Regions from separate parts of the Homo sapiens genome. Here regions 2 and 3 are each linked to region 1. The links are chromatin contacts, found by Hi-C or POLR2A ChIA-PET in ENCODE. All regions are on one chromosome and are shown on one strand. Each heading gives the region's core, a stretch centred on a gene start or an enhancer-like site at or near the end of the contact. The rest is flanking DNA. Distances are from core to core; before and after follow the strand shown.

Region 1 (4,247 bases), core at 1,243-3,742:
TTCCCTGAAAGCTTGGAAGAGTGCCCTGTGACCAACCACAGACAGAGTAGTGAGGACAAGCAGAGCATGGTGTCTGTGTGAGACAGTGACACATGCCCAAATTCTGGCCCTGCTAGGATGAGAGTTGTTCCTGGCCTGGCTCCTCAGAGACCCTCCTCACTAGTCTCAGGACATCTCTACTAGCTGCTCTCCTCTACATAGATTCTCAGTTGAAAGAAAATCTAAGATGACAGATTTCATCAGGGCTATGTACTGAGAGCAAACTTCAAATGAATCCTAGATGATAAAAAAGAAAACCAGAAAGAGCAGAGACCTGGCTGTATATAATGCCCTTTGTGCAACACCCAGGGAGCTTCCAGGGCAATTAGGAACATCATCTCCCACAGGAGCTTTAGTTCATAAAATTTCTGAGTTGCATGGTTTTTATGTTCATGCCTTAAACCCTAAAATAAGTTTTTTCTCCATCTAATTTGCCTCTTTGGTGCTGAGCTTTTGAAGCTGCAATAAAGGAAGGATGGGGAACACATTTGCAAATGATATTTAAAAACACTGAATGAAAGAGCTTCATTCTTTGTTTGTTTTAATTCCCCTGGCATTAAAGGACAGACATATTTTCCCCCTGGGTATGTGGATCGTCATTGAGGTGCCTGAAATACCCAGTATATCTTACTGAAAAGCTATTTTTAAAATCACTTGATTTAGAAAACTCCAATCATGGTAATTTCATGGGAATTCTTAGTACAAAAATTAAAGTTTTAAATTACTATGCAAAAATTGTGTATTCAAATAATCTTAATTAGGAAATACCTCCATCGATGCATATATATCAGGTCTCTCTAATGTCTGTCCCTGATACAAAATTATTTTGAGGGACGTTTTGTGAGTTACAGTTCCTGTGGTCAGTAATAGCAGTAAGGATGCAATATGAGACAAGGAGTCAAAAATGTCATTTCTAGTCTCTCTTGATTCGACCACATTCAATCTCTGGGCTTGAGAATGTCATCTAACTTCTCTTAGCCTATTTCCTCACATCCAAAAGGAATAACAGTTCCCACTTCAAAGTGTTGTTTCGTGGCTCAAATGAAATAATGCATGTGAAAGAGTTTAATATGCTACAAGACACTGTAATATAACATAATATTAAAGTTACAAACCAAATGTGGTGGCAGTGTGGTTCAATGAGGAAAACGCAGATATAGTCTAGCATAAAGAGGAATCAGCATGGCTGAATGCTTTACCCACTCATGACCCTGGGTGAGTCTGGCCTGGGTTCCCTCATTTGAGAAGTGAGAATGATTAAAACGATCCCATCAGGACGATGTGGGGATTAGAAATAATATGTGTCAGGCCTCTAGCAGGGCGAGCACACAGTAGGTATTCAGTAAGTGGCACCCGTTTTACATTAAAGAATTCATTTAATCAAGCCAAGTATGCTACATGTTTCAACACTCACAACAGCTGAGTACTGTTCAACTTAGAACAGTACATCCATCGGTGGAGTCCCAAATATACTTCTGCCATGGCCAGCGCCCTGGGTTTATCCCACTTTAGACTCCAGTGGATTAAGGCTGTGCTTGCTGTATTCGCATTTCCTGCCTTAGCCCATCATTTCAGGAAACTTACTAATGGAGCCTCAGTTTAAAACATAAAATGAATGCTACTCAATGTGGCAACTCCAAGTACAGGCTTTCTCCTCTCCTGCTTTCACTAGATGAACTTAATTCACTTTTTGCCACTTGTTTAAGGACAGGGGTGGGGTCTGGGTAACAGGATAAGGAAAAAGCCCGAATGAATCCGCTGTTGTTATTGAGGCTGTTCAGTCTGACCAAAATAAGCAGCTTTTGAAATGAACTCCCCAGCTCCAGAGCGTCAGAGTCAGGCCCCGTGGAGGCGCTGGGAGCCGCGAGCAGGAGAGGGGCAGGAGCCCTATCGCGTCCAGCCCTGCCCCGCCCGGGAAAACCCAGTGCCCCACGCATCAGTCACCGAGCAGAGCGCGAGTTAGAAGAGTGAACCCGGGGAAGGGCACATGCAGCTGGGTTAGTCTCAACTCGACCATGCGACTTCGCATTCCTGTTTGGCAAACGCGCTTAGGCAAAACAGACTTGATGCTTACAATGATCCCAGCCCAAAATGGAGTGTCCCTGACTAGCAGGGAGGAGCTGATGCTCGCCATGAGGAAGCCCACCACGGTCACGGCGATGCCCAGGGCCAGCTGCAGCAGGGCGAGCAGCAGCGGGAACCGGCAGCCGCAGCAGGTCCGGGGCTCCTCCTCCCCGCACTCCTTGGGGGCCCCCGTGCCCTTCTTCGGCTCCATGTCGTCGGGCCCAGCGGCGTCCGCGGCCGGCGGGCCCCCCTGCCTCTGCTGGCCGCGTGGCTGCTTGTTCTTGCCCATGGCGCTGCGAGGCTGGGTGGGTGGGTGGGTGCGTGTGCGGCGCCCTGGGCCCTGGAGCGCGGCGCACGGCTGGCTCGGCCTGCCCTGGTATTCGAATTATGGAGGCTGAACAAATATGGAAAACATTTGGAGCCGACTCACCGAGCCTCCAAAGGCCACGGGGAGCCCGCAGCAGAGGGGGGATTCGAGGGGGGTCGCCAACTGCCAACGCGCCGGGACGCAGCGCCTGCCGGGCCCCGGGCAGGATTTGCAGGTCGCCCGCGGAAACCGGCGCGGGTCCCTTGGCCGCCTGAACCTCTGCACTTCAGACAGGCTGCGAGTGCGCGCGTGTGCGAGTGCGGGGCGTCTGTTTTCCTCACTCAAAACTCCAGGATTGTTTTGGTTTTGCTTTCTGTGAAGTGCAATGCAAGGTGATGAATGTTGAAATCGTTTGAGCTTAATTAATACACAGTTTAATCCAAAATAGGCACTGCTGGGCTCTAAGCTGCGAAGTCATTTCCAGAAGTTAAGTCGTTGTTACTTTCCTACAGAGGCACAGGCTCTTTTCTTCCTACTTTCTGTAATCCAGCTGACAAATGAATAAAGGCATTTTTCGCATTTAGGTGTTTTTGAATCTTTCTAAAGATATTGGACTAATTGTGAACTCTCTTTCACATATGTTATTAATTATTATTATTATTTTCCAAACAGGGGCTCACTGTGTTGCCCAGGCTGGAGTGCATTGTCACCATCCTAGCTCACTGCAGCCTCAGACTCCTGGACTCAACAGCTTCTCTCTCCTCAGTCTCCAAGTGGCTGGGACTACAGGCAATCACCACCACATCTGGCTAATTTTTTAAAATTTTTTTCATAGAGATGGGATCTCATTATGTTGTCCAAACTGGTCTTGAACTCCTGGCTTCAAGGGATCCTGCTGCTTCAGCTTCCCAAAGTGCTGGAATTACAGGCGTGAGCCACCATGCACCCGGCCTCTCACGTGTATTTGTTTTTAAAAGCTCTGTTGGCTCACGCCTGTAATCCCAACACTTTGGGAGGCCGAGGTGGGCGGATCACAAGGTCAGGAGTTCAAGACTAGCCTGGCCAACATGGTGAAACCCCGTCTCCACTAAAACTACAAAAATTAGACAGGCGTGGTGGCACGCACCTGTAGTCTCAGCTACTCGGGAGGCTGAGGCAGGAGAATCGCTTGAACCTGGGAGGCAGAGGTTGTAGTGAGCCGTGATCATGGCACTGCACTCCAGCCTGGGCGACAGAGCAAGACTCCTAGTTAGTCTTCACTCATCTCCACAACAGTGCTTAGGGGGATTGGATTGACCATCTTAGAGATAGACGCTTTTACTCAGTCAATATTTAAGAGTTATTTTTAAAGCACCTACAATGTGCTAGGATATAAAGATGTTCAAAATAGACTTGGTCCTGGCCCAGAGTCACAGAAGAAATCAATAAAACTGATTATTCTTATTCCCGCATACCTCTACTCAGTAGCACTTAGAGCAAATTTCAGCGAAACCACTAAAAAATGATCCCATCACTTTGGGGGTATTTATATCTCCTTTGGTATGGTCATTGTAACATTCAGAAAGCTATATTCAAAAATAAGTGATGTTGCCAAGATGTTAGGATAAAGGCTACTCCTAGCTTGTTTGCTATTGGAAAATTTAAAGAAAATCCAATTCCCTGCTGTTTGCTTTAGAATTAGAAACTAATCATCATCAGCTCTTTTTGTAAACTGCCAAGTCCCCACAAAAGTAACTTTGAAGACAAAAAGTATGTACTTCACCCTTACTTATTTTATGAACTTAGGTGTTCTCCTTATGCCTTCCATCTGGACCAGTGAGAAAAATAATGGTTCAGG
Region 2 (4,247 bases), core at 825-3,324, 120 kb before region 1:
CCAGCTAGTTTTTGTATTTTTAGTAGAAACAGGCTTTCTCCATGTTGGCCAGGCTGATCTCCAACTCTTGACTTCAGGTGATCTGCCTGCTTTGGCCTCCCAAAATGCTGGGATTACAGGTGTGAGCCATCGCACCCAGCCTTCTTTTCTCTATTTCAAACATTTGTCCTGCAAGGATGCAAGTGGCTCACTTCCTCCCTGCCTTTTTGTCTCTGCTCAAACATCAGTTTATCAGAAAAAACTCCCCTAGTTACTCTATATAGAATTGCACTTCCTTTATTCTCTATCCTCTTACTCAGCCTTACTTTTCTTCATATTGATTATCACCCAGTATATTAAAACTCTGCTTATTGTTTACTCTCAAAAGAATGTAAACTTTTTGAGGGCAAAGACTTGATCTATTTTGTTCACTGCTGTTTTCCCAGTGCCTGAAACGTTACCAGACACAAAGTATGTGCTCAATAAAATGTATTTTGATGAGGATTCATACTTTGGTTTCTTCTGTGTGAAATGGAGATAATATGACTCTCTTTCACACTGGGACTTATCTGTTACAATGTTAGATTGTACTTCAGACTGCCTGCCAGGCCCTTGGGCCATCTTCAATAAGTCAGCTCAGGGAAGGCTGGTGTCCACTATTGACCTAAGCAAGCCAATGACAGCCTACACCTGAAGCAGAGAGCAGAAATGTTGAGATTATCGACTGCCCCTTGGCTTTGGTAAGAGGAATAAAAAATGGCTATGTTGTTTTAGAAAATATCACCTTGAAAGCTCCATGATGATGTACCAATTTGCTCTGATTGTCTCATAAAGCACCATTTTCCTTCCCCATATATTATGGAGCAGATGGCTCTCTTCTCAAAGGAAGCTGTGCCATTTTAAAACTTTTCTTCCCATGCAGGATGAGCCACTGGCTAAAATGGTGAGATCACCACCCATCCAGCCATGCTATTATAACCCAGGACACTCATGTAGGATTGAGGCCTGGAAAGTTAACTGCATGATTCCCAGGTGTTAGGGCTACTTACCAAGAATGCCTGCTTAACTTTGAAAGGAAGGTTTCCCTGGGAACATACATCCTGGTGAACAGGATCAGGTGTTGCTTAATAGATATTATGTAGATACAGAGTAAATGTCAGGCTTACATAGAGGAGTTGGCTGCTGAGGCAAATTTGTTCTTCAGCCTTGGCCAGCAACCCAGAATTTAAGGGAGGAGTCAAGGCCGGAAGCCACGTGCATTGAGGATCTAGGAAACCACCCACAGAGTCATCCTTCTTCCAGACTCAGCCTCCTCAGACAAAAAATCCCACTCTGTTCCCAGGCCGGAGAGCCTCCTGGGCTGGAATTGCTCAAGCCTCAGCTCACAGATGAGTCACTGTATTCATTTGCTCCACAGGTAGGCGTGTAGTTTGGCCCCATATGCAACAGACAGGCCAAGTTAACAGCAACTCGGGGAATTTCAAAATTGATTTTTATGGCAAAAAGAACACATGACCATTGTGATAGAAAATATTGGAACATACAGGCAAGCACCATAAATTTTAAAAAGAGCTGATAATCCCCAAACGCAGAGATTAAACATCATTAATAATTTCTTGTCTCACCTTCCAGGCTTTTGTCTATCCACCTGGGAGTACATATAGTGTAAAACAAATTGGATTATTCTAACAATGTTGTTTTACGGTCCTTCTCTATATACTATCCTACGGTGGACATTTTCCCAGGTCATTGATTATTCTGTTCTAGTGATTTTTTAATGGCCATACAACCTTCCAAAATAAAAATGTACCATAGTTTGTTGTACAATGCTTTACAGTTGAACATTTAGATAATTTTCAGTTTTTCGTTACTAAAGTTAACACTATGATGAGCATGATTGAACATACATATTTGTGTACGCCTCTGATTCCTGACTAAGAATAAATTCATTCAAATGAAATCATGCAACCAAAACATATGAGTATTTTCAAGGCTTAAAAAAGGTTTTACTTACTTATACTCCTACACTTGCGGCATGAAACAGGCCCTTTCCCAAAGGTGGCTTTTAGGTAAGGCTGCTTTGGTGGCCCAGACTAGGGTCCCCCTGCCTCTGATAGAGCTAAACTGTGCCGCAGGAAGCTGCCCCAGGGCAGCTGTGTGCAGAAGGCTGTTTTTGCCCCTTGGGGCCTTCCGGCTGCATTTTCTCATCTCTACAGCCGGGCCAGCTGAAGCATGTGGAGGTCAGGTGATGTGTGTGGGGTCATGCAGCCAGTGGTGACTCAGCCAAACCCACTCCAGCTCCTGAACCTTGCTCAGATCACAAGGCTGAGAGCACTCGCTTTCCCTGCAGCCCACAGTTTCCAAATAATTAAAAGAGGCTCCTTGTGCTTGAGTTTGTAGATATTAAGTTTTTGGAATGAGTGGTTCAGCCCCATGACCTTGTTAATTGGTGACACTAAATGCTGTATAATCCTGCCTTCCTTTTTCTTTCTGGAAACAATCAGAATAATTTGTTGAGCTTCCCTGCACTGTATAATTTGCAATGAAGCTTTGTGATGAGTCTATTCAGGTGCCCATCTGAGACTCAGATTCAAAGACATAACTGCTGAGCTGAATCAAAACAACAACTCTGGTACATCTGATTCATTATGACTCATGCATCAAACTCAAGCTGCCTATTAAGGTACTAGAACACTCTCACCAACATAAGAAAACCCCTGATGACAAAGATTGGCCAACTCTTGGGGATTATTGTCTCCTTCATCCATAATTCAGTAAGCCAAATTAAATTCAGGTGACCAATAGTTAAGTCAACCTAACAAGACTGTCTCTTCTCAGGTGGCTGGGCCAGCATGGGGGATGACTGCAGCTATTCCACAGGGAGTCTTTGCTTCCAGTGGTTTACTATCCCTGTATTACTCTCTGGAATGGAGCCTGTGAGCTCAAGGTCCTCTGTGGACATCATACTTTGTTCTGATTCTTAGCCATACACAGTGGGAGTTGAATCCCAGATGTCCTCTTATGGCCCAGCACCATTTGCACAGGGTTAAGAGAAAATGGAAGAGCATCAACCCATCCCCTCAGCTGGGAAATGACTCCTGACTCTTTTGCCAGGAGAATATATCAGTTACATCCTCTTTTGGGCATTCAGAGATGAGCCTAATATGTAAAAATTAAAGTAAACAGGCTGAAGAGACACCTACTTGTAGTATAGCTGCTGTATTATTTATCTGCATATATAAATGCACAGGCACGTAACCTAGCTGATTCTAAACTGCGTAGGTGAGTGTTTGCAGAACTAGGGGCTAGGAAGTTTTCTCAGTACCTATTTGCATGAGGCTGTGTTTCAGGAAGGCTTTTGGTTGTTAGCTGAAGGATGATGATGGAATTTAATGAGGAGTCCTTGGGACAGAGACTGAAATGGCGGGATGGCCTGGTATTTGGTTCCTATCAGGATATTGAGGGTGATTTGAGCTAGGAGGAATAAGGGATGACAGCCATGTCCTGGGCTTCGGCACTGCTCTGACACTCTGAAGGTCAGCAGAGTTGAAAGCCTTGCAGGTGAGCTGTTGGCATGGATGCCGGCGATGCTCGTGATAGGTTCTGCCAGTCATGGCAGGACTGAGGCTCCTTCAGAAGGTGTTGTGAGTAGAGGATGCTGAGGAGGGAGAGGGGGAGAAAGAGAAAGAATAAGGCAAATTCCACATGTGATTATATCTAATAGTCTGACTTATGAGTTCCTGTGGGAGAACTTAGAGGAAGTCCAGAAATACTTGGGGAGGCCTTACAGGGGTCTGCAGGGCAGGTTAGGCTAGAGCAGGAAACTCAGTTGTAAATGCTAATGCATCCATCACACCAAAGGCCCCTGTTTTTATACATCAGTCTTTTATTTCTTGGCATTTAGGTAATGGCTGGATTATTTGTTGTTGTTTTTGAGACAGGGTCTCACTCTGTTGCCCAGGATGGAGTACAGTGGCATGATCTCAGCTCACTGAAATCTTGACCTCCCAGGCTCAAGCAATTCTCGCACCTCAGCCTCCCAAGTAGCTAGGACTATAGGTGCACTACTGCCCCCAGCAAATTTTTGTATTTTCAGTAGAGATGGAGTTTCACTATGTTGCCCAGTCTGGTCTCAAACTCCTGACCTCAAGCAATCCACCGGCCTCAGCCTCCCAGAGTGTTGGGATTACAGGCAGGAGCCACCACCCAGCCAATTTCTGTTTTTTCATTATTAAAAATAACAGTGAGGAGGAGGGGGCAACATGGCC
Region 3 (4,247 bases), core at 471-2,970, 100 kb before region 1:
TTCCCAGTTCACCACCAGTAAAAGTTTAACCATCAGATCAACACACTGGGCCAGGGGCTATCTGTGATCCACCTTCCACCAGCAATGGTATCCAGTACCCTCACTGCCAGCTGGAAATGAAACTCTAACTTACTGTGTATTTCCTAGGACTACTCTTAGATTGGGTTCTCTAGAAGGAGACACTAAGACACATTTTGGGGTCAAGCCACATATTATGGATGAACACGCATAAAGGAAGAACAAAGAAACAGGATTAAACAGAGAAAGCTGAAGATGACAGGTAGCTCAAGGGCTAAGATTCCAAGTCAACAATCCTGCAGTGGCTGAAACAACCAGGCCTTTAGACCCACTTTTCTCTGGCATGGATGTAGACCACTCCTGCAAGGATGCAAGGCAAGGCAACTGAGGCAGACCCTGAAGAAGATGACAGCTGGACAATATCAGCTGATCACACTGTCCACAATTGGGTGGCAGGTCATTCCTTGAAGGGGGATCTGGACAACGTACCATAGGCCTGAGCTAAGACAGAACGCAATCAGGAGATGATAGTTGATAGACAGACAGATTGACAAATGGATATAGAGATGTGTGTATGCATATATATATACACACACATATGTATACTTGCAGACCAGAGAGAAGAGGAAGGAGGAGGGGGAGAAGGAGAAAAGAAATTATGGAATAACATTAATATTACTTATAAATCTAGAAGATTAATTTGCAAAGATCAAGGATTATGTGGCTGGATATTTGAAGAAAACAAAGTATTTGGACATACTGGCCAGGAGAAATGTTTTAAGCCTTCTGACAGAATTTTAAAATCTCCCTAATGTTGCAGATCAGTTGGACTTTATAGTGTAAATTTACAGAAGGCCAGTCCCATAAGATTTTGGTCTTTATCTCACAGCCTCATATTGTCAAAGGCAGGTCCAGAGAACATAGTGGGTGCACACCATGGTTTGGGGGTGGCATGATAGATGTGGCTAAGTGCCAAATGGATAAATGTGTCTAGGATGATGGGGACATTGTTGTAATTGCTGACCACGGACTTTAAGTTGAATGGGGCATTGAATGGAGTCAGAAGGGCTCCTATGTCCTGGTGTGACAGAAAGAAATGATAAGTGATTTAATCTAGCAGAAGGGTAGAAGAGGATTTTTAGTTCTTATGAGTGAGTGGAAGAGAGAACAGATGGGGAGGTTTCAAGAGAAAGATGAAAGGACAAATTTGAGATCTTGATTGGGACATCTCCCATGAAAAGACCCAGGATAAAGCTATGCAGGTGGAAAGTTGGTATAGATCCGAGATGAAAGCTGTTAAAATTACATAAGGCAAGAGAATGTGAGGAATGTCACCATCATTGTCATCAAGATGCTTTTAGTAAAGCCTGGAATAATCAGATTTGAATTTCAGGTTCTGCACAGAGCAAGGTAGTAGATGCTATATCTGGCCACTAGGAATTTACAATCTGCCCCCTCTGGGAGGAGATGAAAACCAGTCTCCCCATTCCTGGAAAAAAGACCTCACTTGTTTTTTGCAAACTGAGAGGAACCAGGAAAACATTTTGGTTACAAGTATTAGCCTAAAATGCTAAAATATGTTGAAACCTACTTTGGCGGACTGAGGGACAGAACACATTTTTAAAAACAGACGTCGAATGGCTTCTTCCTCTTTCACTTTCTGCCACAGTGTCTGCTAGGCAAGGAAAATGACTCATTAATAAATTTAGCCCTGGAGGCCTGACTCAGACTCATTCAGAAACCTCTTAACAACCACCTCACCCAATCTTACTCTACTTTAGCTAATGATATTCTCCAGCTTAGGCTGTCAGAATTATGCCTTACACATGGGTAATGGGTTTTATAGCTTGTACTAGAAGTACGCTAATAGTATGAATTCACATTTTAGTGATGTTAAAGCTGAATGAAGTGAATCACCTTAGGCTAAACATCGAAGAGAAGATGAGATCATACTTCTTATCCCCAAAATAGCAAGTGTCCACAGCAAAGCACTTAGCTCTAGAGCAGACACTCCAGTTGATAGGTTAAGGTCTGAACCCAGTGACCTCACAGAAATAACTACTACCAAATTTGAAGAAGTGGTAGCAGCTCTTTTAATGAGCAATTGAAGGGTAGAAATCATTTCTTATGAAATTTTGTATTTTCTGTTCCTAGCACAGAACTTGGTAATAGATATTCAAAGCAGATGTTTGTTAAATGATTGAATAAATGAAGTATCTTAAATAACAATTTTTTGGTGATCACTGTCATCCCAGAGAGGAAATAAGAAAATGCACACTTTCTAGTTAAGGCAAACTGTGCAGTTCTCAACAGTGAACTGTGCTCAGATCTAAGTATCAAGGATAAAGAAATCTATTGCATTGCAGCTCTTCAGTATCCTTGATCTTATTCTTTTGATTAGTGTTGATGCTAATATCCATGTAGTTTCTGGAGCAGAGGTAGGGGAGGAGCTCAACAGGATTTCAAACAGACCTCCAGCTTCCTGGCTTGGGCTCCCCAAAGCTTCAACTTTTTATATTTATCATCGAAATCTCAGAAGTTTCTATGGCATCCTCTGTGGTGTTAGTCCAGGTAGAGAATCATTGTGTATCATTGAGAAGTCAAATCCAACCAATTCATATTTACTGGCACATCTATAAGAAAGTAATTGAAGAGTTACAAGGTATAGGCTTTGCCTCACGTGTTTTAATCTACCTGGGAGGAACAGATATGAAAAATATGAAAAGATGACAATAAAAGCTGTTAATAGCAATTCAAGCTAATAAATACTTGTCACAGGGCAACATATGACATTCATCTCCCCTTTTCTTGATTCCTACCAGACCCCAACTTTATTAAAGTATCCACTCCTCCTAGGTGATGTGGGGGAGGTTCAGGTGTAGGTCCTAATTAGTATAAGACTTAGCATGTTCATTCTGATTGAGCCAACATTGGTGACATGCCCACTGCTGGACCAGTAACGGTTGCAATGCTACTGCCAGCAATGGGCATGCGACTGATGTTGGCTCAATCAGACTGAAAGGAGAGACTGAGTCACTGCCTGGGGAGAGAGTTCCTGCTCTCTGCCACTAGGTATAAACAAAGAAGTATGTTGCCCTAGCTGCTTTTGACAGCCATCTTATGCCCATGAAGAAAGCAGACATAGGATGGCAGTGTGGAGAAAACATGGAGCATGTCCTAACTCAAATCAACCTCGGAGCATGTCCTAACTCAGAGCTCTTGCTGTGCGAGATAATAAATTTCCCTTCTTGCTTAAGGTGGTTTGGTGGGGGATTTGTTTCCAGTAGGATCTTGAGGAGACAATGACCAATTGCCAAATGCGTGGGCAGATAATAATTACTGTGAGAGTCCAGAATGAGAAGAGTTCACATCAGGCTAGAGTGGTCAGGACAGCATTCAGAGAAACAGACGCGTTAAGAATGAATAGGGTTTGTACAGAGGAAGCGGCAGGAGAAAAGCATTCCAGTCAAAAATCAGAAGATGGAGGGAGTTTTAGGAGCAGAAAAGGAGTAGGGAGTGCAGAGCTGGGAAGGCAGTGTCAGAAAAGACCTTGAACTCTTACCACATGAAAGTACCTGGAACCTTTCTATTTAGGCAGGAAGGCTTTAGGGGATCAAATTTTAACATGAGGTTTGAGGGGACAAACACCCAAACTTCAGCAATGGCTATACCCCATGGTTAGCACTGAGGTTGTTTTAAGGGAAGTCAAATAAGAGGTTGATATATATGCTATACAAAGAGCTGTTTGAAGTTGACAAGAAAAATGCAAGCAACCCAATAGAAAAATGGAGTAAATGGTTAACCATCATGAAAGGGTGCTTGAATTCCCTAAAATTATGGAGCTGCAAATTAAAGAATCAGTGAGGCCGGGCATGGTGGCTCACGCCTGTAATCCCAGCACTTTGGGAGGCTGAGGAGGGCAGATCACAAGGTCAAGAGATCAAGACCATTCTGGCCAACATGGTGAAACCCCGTCTCTATTAAAAATACAAAAATTAGCTGAGCGTGGTGGTGCACGCCTGTAGTCCCAGCTACTCAGGAGGCTGAGGCAGGAGAATTGTTTGAACCCGGGGGGCAGAGGTTGCAGTGAGCCGAGATCGTGGCACTGTACTCCAGCTTGGCAACAGAGCAAGACTCCATCTAAAAAAAAAAAAAAAAAAAAAAAATTAGTGAAATGTCAATTTCTATGGCAAAAGTTAAAAAGAACTCTACTACCTAGTATTGGTGAG

Evidence for each region. Hi-C counts contacts between places; a loop is a spot of excess contacts on that map. ChIA-PET counts read pairs that join two places held with the same protein, here RNA polymerase II (POLR2A). Pooled maps may share reads with other maps.
Region 2: a map of ovary shows a loop between it and region 1 (1.8-fold over the local background). The contact joins the promoter of ITPR2-AS2 here to the promoter of SSPN in region 1. A Hi-C loop is called at or near these places in 2 of 168 maps with a recorded cell type or tissue (mammary epithelial cell and ovary) and 4 of 50 pooled maps. POLR2A ChIA-PET finds 5 or more read pairs at or near these places in 4 of 52 experiments (BJ, Caco-2, MCF 10A and 1 more).
Region 3: a loop to region 1 is called in a map of gastrocnemius medialis, with 2.3 times the contacts of the local background. The contact joins the enhancer-like site here to the promoter of SSPN in region 1. A Hi-C loop is called at or near these places in 6 of 168 maps with a recorded cell type or tissue (B cell, aorta, ascending aorta and 3 more), 1 of 37 single-sample maps with no recorded cell type and 12 of 50 pooled maps. POLR2A ChIA-PET finds 5 or more read pairs at or near these places in 3 of 52 experiments (Caco-2, WTC11 and activated B cell).

Annotation. Positions count from the first base shown.
Region 1 is chr12:26,193,818-26,198,064 of GRCh38, reverse strand. SSPN (sarcospan) reads right to left here and starts at 2,492. Exons shown (of 3, transcript NM_005086.5): 1 at 2,114-2,492. The coding sequence starts at 2,392.
Region 2 is chr12:26,316,751-26,320,997 of GRCh38, reverse strand. It overlaps ITPR2-AS2 (ITPR2 antisense RNA 2), which reads right to left and starts at 2,074. Exons shown (of 6, transcript NR_199072.1): 1 at 1,994-2,074. RefSeq lists an enhancer at 2,332-2,381.
Region 3 is chr12:26,296,669-26,300,915 of GRCh38, reverse strand. It overlaps LOC105369705 (a long non-coding RNA gene), which reads right to left. Exons shown (of 6, transcript XR_007063249.1): 3 at 2,491-2,651. Among named protein-coding and RNA genes, the nearest start is that of ITPR2-AS2, 20 kb to the left of the region's middle. Within about 2 kb of position 1,720, at least 11 of the 41 ENCODE cell types and tissues checked have a DNase peak (open chromatin) inside an H3K27ac peak, as active enhancers do; they include B cell and gastrocnemius medialis, where a contact is called at or near this core.